2 separate regions of the Homo sapiens genome follow, and region 1 is linked to region 2. A link is a loop called in an ENCODE intact Hi-C map of the cell type or tissue named here. Cell type or tissue: heart left ventricle. All regions are shown on one strand.

The links. Peaks named below come from ENCODE experiments on the same cell type or tissue, not always from the same donor. Only the 100,000 strongest peaks of a DNase experiment are listed, where the experiment ranks them.
Region 1: a loop joins it to region 2, with 2.9 times the contacts of the local background. A loop is called at or near these places in 2 of 110 quality-filtered maps.

What each region holds. Positions count from the first base shown.
Region 1 is chr15:47,820,915-47,828,914 of GRCh38, forward strand. LINC01491 (long intergenic non-protein coding RNA 1491) reads right to left here. Exons shown (of 5, transcript NR_120336.1): 3 at 6,657-6,702. Among named protein-coding and RNA genes, the nearest start is that of LINC01491, 21 kb to the right of the region's middle. In heart left ventricle, no CTCF peak of the experiment used is centred here; no DNase peak of the experiment used is centred here.
Region 2 is chr15:47,880,268-47,888,267 of GRCh38, forward strand. It overlaps LOC124900354 (a long non-coding RNA gene), which reads left to right and starts at 4,096. Exons shown (of 3, transcript XR_001751516.3): 1 at 4,096-4,237. In heart left ventricle, no CTCF peak of the experiment used is centred here; no DNase peak of the experiment used is centred here.

The DNA of each region.
Region 1 (8,000 bases), 59 kb before region 2:
TGACAGACAGGGAGGACTGAACCATAAGGACTTCAAACAAGCACGTACTAGCTTCAAGTGCACTGAGCATCTGCCAAGAGACTGAATGACTCAGAACCAGATGATTTTATAACAACACATATGGAGAAACTGAGGTCGAATGTGGGAAAGAAATTTGGTTAGCATTTCACATAAGTGATATCAGTGTGGTGCAAACAATTCAGATGTAGAAAGTGGGGAGGGGGGTGGAAAGGCTAAGATAAATGCTTCCAAAATTAGAGTAGGTTAGCTTGATTCTGAAATCACTGCCGCAACTCCATTACAGAGGCTCAGAAATGGTCCACAACAGGACATTTGAACTGTGGCTAGCATCTGATTCATTCGAATCGTCAGAGGCTGTCTCAGCAGTTCAGCAAGTGGAAGGGCTTCTTTCACAAAGATAAGCTCAATGATTGAATCTCATTAATATCACCCATATCAATCACAGTGCTGGCCACGTAATACACATTCAATAAATGTTTATGCAAGAAAAGGTGGAATTGTTTTCAACATTTTGGATCATACCTTCTATATTAGCTATATACTTCCTGCTTTTCTTCTTCCATTTGAAGCTGAATGAAGACAGAGGGGGATCCACCTCTCCCTAAATGTTCTTCCTTGAAACAAATGAGCCTGCTGGAAACCCTCAGAGTCTCTAGCACCATTGTTATTACAGTTTCTCTGTCTTTCTCTCCTTTTGATTTCACCTTAATAAGCCCTAAGCCTATTAATTCTTCTACTTGGGGAAGCCACCAAGGTGAGAAGAAGGAACACCACTTGCATTTTGCCCTTCCTTTTCTCCAGGAGCCAAATCATGATATTTTTGTAAAAGCATCTCTCCTTTTTTTCCTAGTTATCTCTCAGAGATGATGGTGGATCACCTCCGTGTGGGGGCTGCTTATCTTGGTGGGGATCTGGTGGTGGGCTTTTAAAGTTGGCCCAAGCTGAGCTGGCTGGCTGCAATTCTTTGTGCTATTTATTTAAGAAAAAGAAAAAGGAAGAAGCTATTGCTGTCTCCTCTGGTGTGCTGGTGTAGAAAATGTGAGTGAACATTTTCATTTTCAGCTCCAGTTTCTTAATCTCTTGCAGTGGAAGAAAGACAGTATGCCAGTAAACTCAGAACTTCACAGACCCCACGCTCATGCTCAGCTTTATGGTAAATATTGTAATACTGCCCCAGGAAAGTAGGACACAGGCATGGGAGAATGTCTAAAGGCAGTCTGAGTGTGCTCCAATCAGTAGTATTTTCTTCTATGACAAATAGTTATCCTTTTGGTGAAACCTGTTTTAAAATGCTAATCCAGGTTTGTTTATAGTTGGCCTTAGCCAGCAAGCCTGCAGGCCTGCCAGGCCGGGCAGCCATGTGTGACCCTGTTCCTTGAAAACAGCTTCACCCAGGGCTCAGGCGTCTTGTGGAAGAAGGGTTTGCTACATTATAAAACCAAGGCAGTGGAGGCCAGAGCGAAGAGCAAGTGGCCTTGGAGTTTTCTTATTTGATATGAAAAAATTGGCAAAGCCTATTTTTGGGGGAGATCAGGGTTCAAAAAACAGTGGTCAGAAAACACTGGATAAGGCTAAACTTAGTGGTACAGAGAACTTTGATTCCTCCAGCAGCCTTCTCATGTGGGATCAGATAGGAGAGCTGGTGTAAAAGCAAGCAGCCAGCGGTAAAGTGTTGAACATGAATGTGCAGGCTCATCACGGGCTGGCTGCTGAGTGGGGTCATCTTTGTGGCCAGAACTGCTGTCTGTTAGCTCAGTTCCATTGCATGGGCCTTGCTGGCCTGGAGGAAGCAGTGACAGAGGCAGACCCATGCTTATCCAACCTCAGTGCCCATAATAGAGAAAAATTAAAGTAACACCTGAAAAATAAAAAAATAAAAATAAAAGTGGCTACACAGCCAGGCAAGAAGGAAATGAAGACAGGATGGCTCTGAGCTGTGTGCTCTCCTTTTTCTCTTATTGTAAGTTAAACTATGTTCTATAGAATGCTGAACTTCCACAAACATCTAACCTAACTATCCCCTGTATCAGGAAAACAAAGTCAAAGTTCATAAAAAATGAATTAAAAGGAAGCCAAAAATACTATTTTATGAAACTGAAGGCAGCTTTTTGAGTATAGTGAGTAGGGTGTCTAGGTGTGCAAAGATTAAGAGAGAGGGCAGGACACTTTTATTTAAAGGATTCCTGGTTAGAGAGGCAAGGGCATGGCCAGGAATGGGGTTCTTAAGACAAGAGAACCTAAATTACTGTGCACGGTAAGGCAATAATAATGACAAGAGCTTGCTGTCATGTGAAATGAGTTTTTCCTTTCCTCTGTTCCGGTCTCAGTAACAGGGTGGGGAAGAGAAGAGTGGAAAGGAGATTCAATAAGGAAAGCACAGGTGCCAGCAATAAGATGAGGAAGCCAGGGCCCAAGGAAGGAGCTCTCAGGACAGGATGATGGGGATCTGCCAATACTGAGAGCTCAGCAACTGTGACGTTGCACAGCTGCTGTGGTTTCAATGTGTGTTCCCCCAAACTCATGTGTTGACATCCCAACCCTGCTGGGATGGTATTGGGAGGTGGTACCTTTGGCGAGGTGATTAAATCATGGGGCAGAGCCCTGATGAATAGAGTTAGTGCCCTTATAAAACAGACCCCAGAAAGCTCCCTTACCCCTTCCACCATGTGAGGTCTCAGCAAAAAGATGGCCCTCTATGAACTAGGAAGTGGGTCTTCCCCAGACACCAAACCTGTCTTGATCTTGAATGTTCCAGCCTCCAGGATTGTGAAAGGTAAACATCTGTTGCTTATAAGCCCCTCAGTTTATGGTATTTTTGTTACAGCAGCCAGAACAGACTAAGACAACAAATGCTACAATCACTCTCCAGGTTTCCTCATGCCTTTAAAAGAGCTTGAAGAGCCATTAAGTTTAGGATCCACCTGGTGACAAGGCTGCTTTGGGTACACTGTGCTCACACTGCAGGTCACAGGGACCCAGAGGCCAGAGAGGACTGGGAAAGTGAGCCAGGCTGGGAGAATGCTGTCAGTTGACACCAGGACACATGGGGACCATCTAGGAATTCTCAGAAATGTCCCCAAAAACAGTTAAAGTGTGGTCATCAAAATGAGGAATGAGCTGAAGCTATCTTAATAGTTAAGCCAAAGCTATCCCAGAAGTCTGGGACTTGGGAAAACTGTGTCAAATGGCCACGGACACTGCTCATATTGATGAAAAACACAGAAACCATGTTGTTCTGTGAGTACAGTGGTGCCCATGTGCACATCAAGGTAGACAAACCACACCTAGTTTCAGAAATGCTGATTCGGCTGCCCTTACCATCTTCCATAATTCCTGGCACACTTCCTCATCTCCCTGCCTCCTCTCCTATAATCTTCTCTTCAAATCTGCCTGGCTGTGTAGCAATTAGCAAGCCTGGTGGTGCAGGTCCTACAGAGCCTGGCGGCTACACCGTCAGTCAGCAGCTTTATGCCAGCCAAGGAACGTGGGAGGCTGTGATGATTTATTGAATGTATTGTTTCTACTAATATGAGTAAACAGGCCAAACTACTTTTAAAAAGCCAGAAGTGAAACTACTTCTCCTGGGGAATCATTAATATAAAACAAAATGATTGGTGGAGAGCTTGAACATAATATCATGCTAAATGTATAATAGTAGAAGGTTAAATTGCTTTCTGCTATCTGTTCTTTTTGTCTTACAGTCTAACACTCTGTATGATATTATCATTAAACCACATAAGATGTTACTTCCTCATTGTCCTGAGACTTGATTAAATACTTCATTTTGGTTCTTTAAGTTGCTATTTTTTTGTGGGGGGTGGGGGGCGGCGCTTATTTCTATTTTTAAAATTTATTATTACTGAATTAAATTTACATATAGATAATGAGCTTAGAAAAATATATTCACCCGTGAAACCACTACCGTAATCAAGACACAGAATATCTCCATCATCCCAGAAAGTGGCCTTATGTTCCTTTCCAGTTACTCCTAACCAAATCCATCCCCTGCAAGGTCAACTCTGTTCTCATTTCAAAAATTAGTTCTGTCTGTTGCTGAACTTCATATAAACAGGAGCAGGCTGTATGTGGTCTTTGGTGTCTGATTCCTTTGCCTAACAGGTTTTTAATATTCATTCATGTTGGTGTATGCCTCAATGATTTATTCATTTTTATTGCTGAGTCCTATTCCATTATATACATGTAACACAATGTGTATATTCATCCTACTGTTGATGGACATTTGGGGAGTCTCCAGTTTGGAACTATTGTGATTAAAAGCTGCTATAAAGGTTCTTATGCAAGTCTTTTTGTAGGTATGTTTTCATTTGCCTTGGGTAGGAGTAGAATTGCAAGATCAAAGAGTAGACGTATGTTTAACGTTAAAAGGAACTGCCAAACAGTTTTCCAAAGTACTCACAACGTTTTTCATTTCTACCAGCACAATATGAGAGCTCTGGTTGTTCCACATCCTTGATGCCCTCTTTGTTAGCCATTCTAACAGATGTGAAGTGACATTTTGTTGTTGATGTAGTTTGTATGTTTGTCCCCTCCAAATTTCATGTTGAAATATGATCCCTGGTGTTGCGAGTGAGGCTTAGTGGAGGTGTCTTGGTCACAGGGGCAGATCCCTCATGAATGGCTTGGTGCCCTACTTGCAGTAAAGAATGAGTTCTAACTCTATTAGCTAACATGAGAGCTGGCTGGTTAAAAGAGTTTGGCATCTCCTCCTCCCTCTATCTCTTGCTCTCTCTCTCACCATGTGACACGCCTGCCCCACCTTCACCAACCACTATGATTGTAAGCTTCCTGAGACCTCACTAGAAGCAGAGGTCGGCACCATGCTTCTTGTACAGTCTGCAGAACTGTGAGCCAAAATAAACCCCTTTTCTTTATAAATTACCTGGCTAGCCTCAGATATTCTTTTACAGCAACACAAAATGGACTAACACAATTACAGGCTTAATTTTATTTCCCTTATGATGATGTTGATCCTATTTCCATGTGATTATTGGCCATTTGCATATTTTGTTTCGAGAACTCTCTATGCAAATATTTTTTCCATTTCATTATTGAGCTGTTATCTTTTTATGCTTTGGTTATTTATAGATATTTTTACACATTCTAGATAAAGTACTACTATGTTCTCCAGTCTGTAGCTTACCTATTTATTTTCTTAACAGTACTTTTTAATGAGAAGTTTTTAGTTTTGACAAAGGCTATTTTATCAACCTTTTTATTTTATATGTAGCATTTTTTCATTTCCTCTAGGCAATCTTCACTTACCTGTTTGAGTGGTTTTTCGGCTGAATCTTAAAAAAAAAAAAAATTTAAAGTGTTCTCAATAATAAACATTGCCAGATTACCTATGTTTTTAAAAATATCCCTTTATTTGTATTATTTTTATTTTAGTTACCCGAATGCAGTGGTGTGCTGGTAAACTGATTTCAGATTGGGCAGGGGAAGCCCTGATTTATAGTATTTGTCAATTTCCATGGTGTGCATACTCCCACCATGACTGATTTTAAACTGTGATTTAAAAACTGGGTCACAAAATTCCTGAATATTTGACAATGGGCTCTCATTAGCTATTATGAGCCCTTCCAGAACACCACTGCAAATGCTACATGAACACATGTGGCCAAAGATAAACCCTTAGGGAAAGGTTGTTCCCAGGAACACTAGAAAGATGCCATGTTTTGAGAGACACTTGGCCACCCAAATTGGAGCAACAGTGACCATGACTGACCTCAGAGCCATATCTGACTTCCAACTATGGTTCATATACACAGAAGTGCAGATCAGAGTGATGTGAAAGCCAAAAAATTCAATGCTGAAAATGATGAACGCACTGTCCTGGTAAATTAGTTTAAGAGTAGAGGGTCTGCTGATATTCCAATTATTGATAAGATGAAGAGGCAACTATCACCTGAAAATGCTAAAAGGAAACTGTATGGGAAACTGGAGGACCTCATAGGCTGGGACAAGAGGATAGACACTGACACTATAGACAAAGAGAGCGGAGTAGGGACCAAAAGAGAACGACACGGGAAGCCTTGGAACCCATGGATGTATCTTCTACTAGTAAGTTCCCCTGGAGTAGGAATTCAACATTAAACCAGAAACGCCAGTGAGAAGGTAAGTGGATATGTATCATCCACCCCTGCTGTGGCAAGGTACATGCTGATGTTAAGCCACAAGAAAGGACCATGGGCTCAAAACACCTTTGAGTAATAAGGAAGAGTCTCATACATTACTTTCTTTTCATCAAAAAGATAAGAAAATTTATAGGAATCTTCTACCATGGTAGTAAAGAAAAAGAGGCATTTCATAGCAATCATTCTGCAACAAATTTTCATGTTAGAGTGGGGAAAGCCTGGAGATTTACAGCTGCATATGGTTCTCTGTAGCAGCAATAACAGAAATAGGGAGCAGGGAACACATTTTGAAAAACGTGTATTCTTTCAAAACTAAGCTTTGACCAATTATAGACAGATTTAGAAGCATTTCCAGTTTAAATATATTAAAGTTATTTCATGAAATATACTATATGTGCGTATATATACATATATTTATATTTAACTTAGTTTAAATCATCATAATAAAATGAATCCACTTATACTCACTAACGAGCTTACATAGTTGTCCCTCTGTATTCATGGTTTCAGCATCTGCCTGCAGATTCTGCAATCCACAGATTACAAATATTTTAAAAAACAATTAAAAATAACGATACAAAATTTAAAATAATGCAAACTTAAAAATAGTACAAGAACTATTTTCATAGCATTTACATTGTTTTAGGTATTATAGGTAATCTAGAGATGATTTAAAGTATATGGGAGGATGTGCATAGGTTATGCAAATACTGTGCCATTTTATATAAGAGACTTGAGTATGGGGCATTTTGGTATCCACAAGGAATGAATCCTTCATGGAATACCAAGGAACAACTGTATAATAAAACTTCCCCAGTGCCAATACTTGATATTCATTCCTTGATCCCGTTTCCCCACTTCCCTCCGTTCATAGAGGAAACTTTTCTTCATTTCAGGCCCCAGTGGTTTTCCTAACTCTGCTATCTGCTCAGCCATGAACTAAAAGGATGTTGTTGTTGTTTTATAATTTATCCCACAGTTTTATGTGTCCTATATTAAGACATTTCTTTCACACTAGTGTGTCAAATTTTTAGAAACAGGGAGTCCATATATTTTTAGGATCCCTAAATAATAGGCTTGTAGGGGACCTGCTCATCAAGGTGCCCTCACCCATGTGCTCTTTCTCAGAGAAGCTGTCCCACCCTCTCCAGCTCAGCCAGCTGCAGAGTCTGGACCTCATCCACACCCCACTCCTGTTTACAGCTGATTACATGAAGCTTAGACACCTGAAACAAGCAGAGCTTGATAACAGGAAAATGGAGATCTAGGTAGCTCATCTTGGCCACTGGGTTTGGGAAGTTATGTAGGACTGGGGCTGAGGGTACTGCTTTCTGTCGTATTTACTCTCTTCTGCAGAAAGAAAAGATGAAGGGGAGGAACTTTCTAGTCTAACTCTCTCATGATTCCTAGTCGTACTTCTTGCCTATTGGTAATACATGCTGCTCTTTTATCTTTTTAATGACTGTATCTTTTTTACATTTTTGTTTCAAAAGTTTTAATGGGGTTCTGTTTCATGAACTAAGTTTCTCTGATAAATGCAAGCTCATGTTGACTTGAGGAGAAAGAAAATGCTGATAGAAGCTGCAGTGGCCCAATGTGAGAATAAATGAAAGTCTAGCCAGGAAAACATCAACTTCTTCAAGCATTTCCAACAGACAGAATTTAATGCAGGGAGGTGGTAACCCAAGTGATAAAGGAGCTGAGCACCAATCAGAAGATGATGAGAAACCCAGAGATTAGCAACAGCAGGAAGCCACTATCATGCCTAAGCTAGAGGGACAAAAAGAGCAGGGGGTGTTACTGGAACCAAAGGTTTGGGTTTTA
Region 2 (8,000 bases):
AGCAAAAACACACTGTGGGAAAGAGATATTAATCAGTCACAAAAATGAGTTTATAATTAAAAACTATAATTAGCGCCATTACCGAGTGAATTACAGAGGGTCAAGAAAGACTTTCTGGATAAATGATGTTTAATTAACAGCTAAAGAAGATATAGGAATAATTGGTTGAAGAGGTACAGTTTGAGGATAGAGGTATGTGAGCAGAAGAAAGAAATTATGTGAGCAAAGGCCTTATAGTAGGAAGGGAGTATACAGCATTTAAAAATGTGGAGAAGTCTACTGTGCTCTCCAGGACTAGGAGAGGATGACAAAGATGGAGACTCATGGGGCAGGCTCAAGATATCTGGGAGACAGAATATACAGGTTTGGTGAGGGACATCATATGGTAGGAAGGTAGGTGAGGCAGATCATTCCCAGCTTTCTCACTTGCATAACTAGATGGCTGTGATATTTAATGGGCTACAGAACCCTGAAAGAGGACTAATTTTGGAGGGAGTATGAATTTGTTCTGGGATAAGTTAAACTTGAGATGTTCATGAGGCATCCAAGAGAAGATGCCATGTAGGTAATGGCCTGTATGGTTTAGAACCGAAAGACAAGATATGGGCTATAGATATGTATTTTGATATGACTGGCACATGACTAGTAATTAATGGTTTAGAACCCAAAGACAAGATACGGACTATAGATACATATTTTGATATGACTGGCACATGACTAGTAATTAAAGTAGAGGACATGAATAAGTTTCTTAGGAAGAATATAGAGAATTAAAAGAAAAGAGGGCTAAGGTTCAATCTTGAAGAACTCAAATATTAATGGTCAGCAGAGTGAAATATTCAAGAAAAGGCTTTAGACAAAGAAACTGAATAGCTAGAAGGAATATAAGAAGGGTGTGCTATCACAAGGACCAAAGAATAAGAGAGCTTCAAGAAAAAGGAGTATGGACGACAGTGGAAGGATTGCCAATAGATGAAATACAAAGGGCATTGAAAAAATATCCATTGTACTTGGTGACCTGGAGGCCATTATCAGAACTGCTCTCTAAGCCAAAGGGGTCAGAAACCAGCCTGGGACAGGTGGAGGAAAGGGACAGGAAGTAGGGAAACAGAAACCTCAGGTAGAGAAAACCTTGTCAACTTGTAAACCCTTGTGGGGATTCCTAGGAATAATTAAGGAAGGAGACTCTGTAAAAGTGTCAAAAGCTAGTGAAAACTTAGACTGGTGAGAACTAGGTGTGAATGATGATATTAATTGTATCTGTACTGACTTCTTGTTGAAGCTCGATTAGTATTCCACAAAAGCCAATAAGCCTTAAACGAGGGGCCCCTAACCCCTGGGCCAAGGATGGGTATTAGTCTGTGGCCTGTTAGGAACGAGGCCGCACACCAGGAGGTGAGCAGCAGGCAAGCAAGCCTTACTGGCTGAGCTCCACCTCCTATCCGATCAGCGGTGGCATTAGATTCTCATAGGAACATGAACCCTATTGTGAACTGCACATGCAAGGGACCTAGGTTGAATGCTCCTTATGAGAACCTAATGCCTGATGATCTGAGGTGGAACAATTTTATCCTGAAGCCACCCCCCACCCCCACTTCCAGGGAAAAATTATCTTCCACAAAACCAGTCCCTGGTCCCCAAAAGGCTGGGGACTGCTGCCTTAAACAATTAACCAAAATATGATCAGATCACATTTTGTCATCTTAAAAACAAAATTAAGTCATAGAGCACAGCAAACTAATTGATTACTTGGCACTTGGCCTATAAATAATTGATCCAGGCAAACATATAGTTTTGGCTCTGAGTTGCCTCCCTCATAAGCACAGATATCCATCCACACATGGAGGCATTTAATCCTGGCTAACATATAAGAAGGTAAAAAAAAAAAAGAGGTGTCTTTGTGAGAAGGGTGCCCACAGTGGCTGGCAAGTAAAACAAATGATTAAAAAGCAAGCAACTGTGGAAAATTAGAGGTAGTGTGGCCCCTCCAGTTGGGGCAGCTGCTACTCTGTTTGAGCTGATTATATTCATGGGAGATGCCAGATATCCAGAGTTCTATGTGAAATCTGCTAATAGACATAATATCATGTCAACATTTGAAAGGTATTTCTAGCCTATGGCCTGCCAATTTGTGACTTCTGTTGTAGAACTACAAACTTAAATTTAGTGGATGTTTTACAAGCACTTGCTAACTGCAAATGCCTATACAGGCTCATGGAGAAGTAGAGATGTCATGGCCCAGATCTCCGGAGGTCATTACCAAGCAGAGAGGCATCTCTACTTCTCCATGAGCCTGTATAGCCATTTGCAGATAGCAAGTGCTTGTAAAACCTTTAAAATGGAATGAGCAGTTAATTTTGGCTGGAGAGAGGGCCATCACAAGACTTTATGAAGGTGACACTTGTACTGGGCTTTGAAGAATTTCAGTGGAGAGGAAGGGAATCAGAGGAATAAATAATTTCTCAGCAGTACACCAAATCTTCTGTTACAGTATGTAGTGTAACCTTCAGAATCAAAACAAATGCCAGCACAAGGCACAACTTTTCTAGGTTCAAAAAGCTTTGTTTTGACATGCTAACAGCCCCAGTGCAGATAGAATCACTCTATTAAAGAGGTGATTACTTAGCAAATGACACCATCTGGTAATTTGCTTGTTGCTCTTAATGGTAAGAGTAGCAACCAACACATGCATTGCTTTATAGTTTACCTACAGCTTTTACCCCATCTCATTCAAGGGTGCAATTTAGCCAAGACGCTCCCAAGCCTGGATGGCGATCTGGTGTCATTTTCAATGCCATGCAGGGACTCCTTGTAAACAGTCCCAGGGCTAGTCTAGTTCTGTTGTCTTTGGACACTGTCTAGATCCTTTCCATGGAAGAGGCCAGGCATTTTTGCACTCATTGAAGATATTCTTTCCATATTCAAGTAAAATATAGTGTGTTGTGGGGGAGGGGAGGAACCCACCCTAGTTCAGGTTCACAGGAACAACATATTCTCATTGGCCCTGAATCTCGGAGCCTCCATCTCACTCCTGTGACAGAATGTTAGCCTGTGAATTCCCTGAGTCATGCAGAGGGCAGTGTTAAGTGGGACAACTCAGGGATAACATAGTTCTTGTCCTGCTATCCTGCCTTCTTCACCTCTGTGGTAGCTTCTGTCCCACAGGGTCAATTCCTGACAGGCATAGCTATGTGCAGGCCCTTCTCAGGGTTTTTTGAAGAATATTGCAAGAAGGCTTTTCCAGAGGAAAAATGCTTATTTCTTCATTCTAGTGGCTACAAGAACCTACCAGGAAGGAAACAGCAGGAGCACCTTGGGTTCAAAGTACCTGCTTCTTGTGTTTCATCATGATGGCAGAAACAGTTTGGTTTAAAAAAACAAAATTGGGACCAGTACCAGTGGCTCATGACTATAATCACAGCAGTTTGGGAGGTCAAGGCAGGAGACCTGCTTGAGGTCAAAAGTCTGATACCAGCCTAGGCAACATAGCAAGACCTTATCCCTACAAAAATACAAAAATTAGCTGTGCACAGTGGTGCACATCTGTAGTCTCAGCTACTGAGGAGACTAAGTGGGGAGGATCAATTGAGCCTAGGAGTTCAAGGCTGCAATGAACTATGATCCTGATACTGGACTCCAGCCTGGGTGAAGAAGTAAAACCCTCTTTCTAAAAACAAACAATAAAAATATAGACATTGAAAGGTGGTCTTTTCACACAGAATGGAAGCAGAATGGTGATTCTTAGCAGCAACTTTAATAACATCTGAAATCAAGCCTCCTTGCCCTCAGTCCCCACCCCTTACCTCAATGGTTCTCAAATATTCAAACATTTCTGTGCCCAAAACAGCCACCTAAGCATTGTAATAAATGCAAACTCCTGAGAACCAGTCCAAAGAGACTGCCTCACATGGTCTAACATGAGCCTCTAAAATCTGAATTTCTAATGGGAATTTCAGATCATTCTGAATCAGGTGACACTTGACTGTGAGAACCACTGGTGAGAACCACCTATTTTTCCAATCACTTCCCACTGCTAAGATTTATTCAGCACCATGAACTGGTAGAAATGAAGTAAACCTATCAGAAGAGTGACAGGTGTAGAGTCTCTTGTGCCCAGGGGCTCCCATTCAATGTGAATTGTATTTTATAATATACCAAGAGCCCCCAAACACAGAAGTGACCTGGACCTCTCTCAGCATCTGTAGAGGAAGCATTTTAGAAAAGCGGAAAATAAAAGGTAAACTTTCAAAACTGTTGCTTTGTAGAATTTTAAATATGCACCACTAAACTAGAGTCATTTATTTTGTCTTAGAGTCTCAGGCTTAGCATGGCTGAATTGCTTCCCGATTGTACCATAGTACAATAGGAATTTATCTACCTTAAGATGAGGAAAATAACTTTTCACTCTCAAAAGCTGAGCCAGAAGAAAGGCCTTTCTCTAGTGATCACTAAGCTGAGCTGTCTCTGGACAGATTGTAATAAAACATTCATTCAGTTGGAAGCTCTAGAACATTTGCTTACGCTTGCTGCATGTTTACCATCTATTTATGCTCTCTCCCTCTCTCTTTTCTCTTGCCTTCTCTCTCTCTGTCTCTGTCTCTCTCTCTCTCACACACACACAGAAACACACACACACACAGAAACAACAACTAATCTTTCAATTGATATAGTTGGTGCATCAATGATATGAGCCATTTCCTGCTGCTGATCCCATGACTTCCAGAATTCTAGAGGGCAACTCATTCCACTATGTTTTCTTAGCAAATTCCACAGGGGGACACCCATGATGGGTATTTAGCAGAGCTGCATAGGTAATGGGATGCTGGGCAATTTTTGTCAAACTAGTTGTTTTTGGTTGACTTATCTGTAATACTGAGGGAGCTACACAATGTTATCTGTTTGTAAATAATTGGAAATACTTCCTGAGCTTGCAGGGGAAAATGCTTTATGGCTAAATGGTGTCGATTCCCCTGGTAGTTTAGGTATAAATCTCCTTGCTGACCTCAAACTGATATCTACCTTTTCTCATCCTTTTTTTTCTCCCTAGAGGGGGAAAAGCAAATAAACGAAACCACACTTGTTACAACACAATAGTTTGTTAAGAGTGAGCTAGAATAGCTGGTGATTAGTGTTGTTTTAATCAAATAGGATGCAAAGATGAAACCAATGGGAGGTTATTTACCTGCAAAGGAAATAAATTTAGAGGAAGAGATTAGTACAAAGGGGAGAGATTTTTGTATTGTGGTTCGGTAAGAGCTGTTTTTTAGGATTATACCCAATTTTGGAGACCAAGGGTATTTAGACAATTTTTAAAAATTTAATTCCTGGGGTCAATTAAAATAACAATCCTTTGCATTTGTGTTATGCTTTACAATTTACAGAATGTCTTAAGGTAGTTAAGTTTCAAGTTTTTCTTTCTCAGTATCCTACCTTCATGCATCAAAGTGGGTGGCCTTTATCCCATTAACGGCAATTACGTAAGACAGATGTCCCTAGATGAAATCTTACAGTTCTTTTAAATGAGTTTCTGTAGAAAACAGTATCTTAAAAATATTTGTTAATTTTAATTAAAATACTTTCTTTATATTGGTGTACATTTTCCATTGTGCAAATTTTAAAAATCTGCCACTCAAAAACTATATCTGGCTACATTTTGAGCCCAAACCAGTGAAGACAGAAATAAAGCCTAACTTTTCAGAAGCCCTCTGCTTCCTTGTAACTCTGAGGGACAGGTAGTGGAAATTATGAGCACACTGGTAATTTCCAATCTGGGGAAGGGAATTGGCATTGGAACATGCATCTATTAACCACGAAATGGACGTGACTCACAGTGTTAAGTAACAGCAAATTCCACAGAGGGACACCCATGGTAAGTTCTTAGCAGAGTTGCATAGTTAATGGGATGCTGGGCAATTGGATGTTAGAAAAAGGAGCCTCCTGTGACAGAGCCTCAACGCAAAGGGATGGATCCCTTTGTGTACATTCTGTGTGATGCAGTTGCTTTCCAGGACTGAGGGGGTCAGAGGATCCTGGTAGCCCAGAGTGGCACGGGGTGGGGAGTGGGGTGGAGAGGTGAAGAAAAGCAGCAGCCCACTGGTTTTTGGGACCCCAAATAGGAGTGTGTTTTCTGTGAAAAAAAATGAAAATTAATATTGTTATAGGTAGTTAGCCATGAGTGGGGCAGGAGAGAGCTCTCCCCTGACCCACTAGAAATGTTGGGTGATGGTTCGGCAATTATTGCATTGCCGCTCTAAAAGTGATAAATTGGAAGCCAATGCCAGGGAGAGGCCATTTCCTGAAGGTCTACACCTGTTAACATGTTAATTAAAGGCAGATCCCAGGGAGAAGCAACTTCCTGGGGGTGCACATTAAGAGATAAAAATGGTGAAGTATGATCTTCCGGGTACACTCCACCAGAAAAAGGAAGGAAGCCTCAGATGGGCATGCGTAAAATTCCCTAAACACACTGTGTGTGCTCAATTCCCAGGGGTAAAGAGGGCACCGCGCATGTGGAAAGCCCTAAGGAGAGAATCATGGGGGAAAAGGCGAGCCTATACAATCCCAGAATCAAGGCTAAAGCCACTTCTTTCCTCTCTTTGACCTTCAGGTGCCCACTAGGCTCTCTTCCAAGGGTTCTTTCCTTTCTTTCCTGTTATAAAGCCTTTTAATAAACTTCCACTCCTGCTCTGAAACTTGCCTCTGTCTCTTTTTCTGTCTTATGCCCATCAGTCGAATTCTTTCTTCTGAGGAGGCAAGGACTGAATTTGCTGCGGGTAACTCGGGGTAACTCGAATCTCTGCCACTGCTAAGTATATGAGGTTTCGTAAAAATTCAAAATAAGCGATAAGAAGTAAATAAGATAGAACTGGGATCACGAAAGGAGAAATCAGATCTAGACGTAAGTGTATTTTGCTGAGGTCACCCATGCTCTTCATTCAGAGAAAATTAGCTTTAAAATCACAATGTCAAGAGTTCATAGAAATCCATTTCCCAACACTCTCTGCCCATGTTTCTCTGTCTCGTTCTGGTACCACAGGTTGGCAGTCAACTCAAGGCAGGCAGTTATGGTGGCAGACACATTCCAGATGGAAAGATCATTTTGTTTCTAGACACTGTAACAAAGGCTTTGGCAGTTGGTGAGCAACCCTCCTGCTGGGAGCAGGTGTCTTCCCTTTGACAAGATTGCATTTTATACAGAAGAGCTTGAAATGGACTGTAACTGGTATCAGGTTGAACAAGTCAGGATTTTGAAAAGGCTTGGCTAACCAGCTTGAGATGAGGAACAATGACATGGGAAACGAATTACTTGTTTGCTAATGTCACAATAATTCAGCCATTCATCTTGAGTGGAGCATGCAGCATTAACTGTCCTCACTACCAGCCTCATGTTCTAGTCACTAAAGGCTCAATGGAAATTGTTGGCTGGGAGGACGCTGAGATAGACACATGCACGTGCACACACACACACACACACACACACACAGCCCCACACCAAAACATACAATACTGTCCTCAGGATCGGAAATTTTGGAAAATAATTCCATCATGTTAGCTAGTATTTTCCCTTGGTGGACTATACCAGATCTCTAAAATATGAGTTTATTCCCTTTGAGTTAATGTTTTCTGCAAACAATTTGACACTATAAAATATCTTTAGAATAACTACTCAAACACCCAATGTATTAGTCCATTTTCACACTGCTATAAAGATACTACCTGAGACTGGGTAATTTATAAAGGAAAGAAATGTAATTGACTCACAGTTCTGCATGGCTGCGGAGGCCTCAGGAAACTTAACAATCATGGCAGATGGCAAAGGAGAAGCAAGTACCTTCTCCACAAAGCAGCAGAAGAGAGAAAGAGAAGGGGGAAGTGCCAGACACTTATAAAAAAATCAGATCTCATGAGAACTCCCCCACTATCAGGAGAAAAGCATAGGGGAAACTACCCCCATGATCCAATCACCTCCCACCAGGTCCCTCCTTTGACATGTGGAGGTT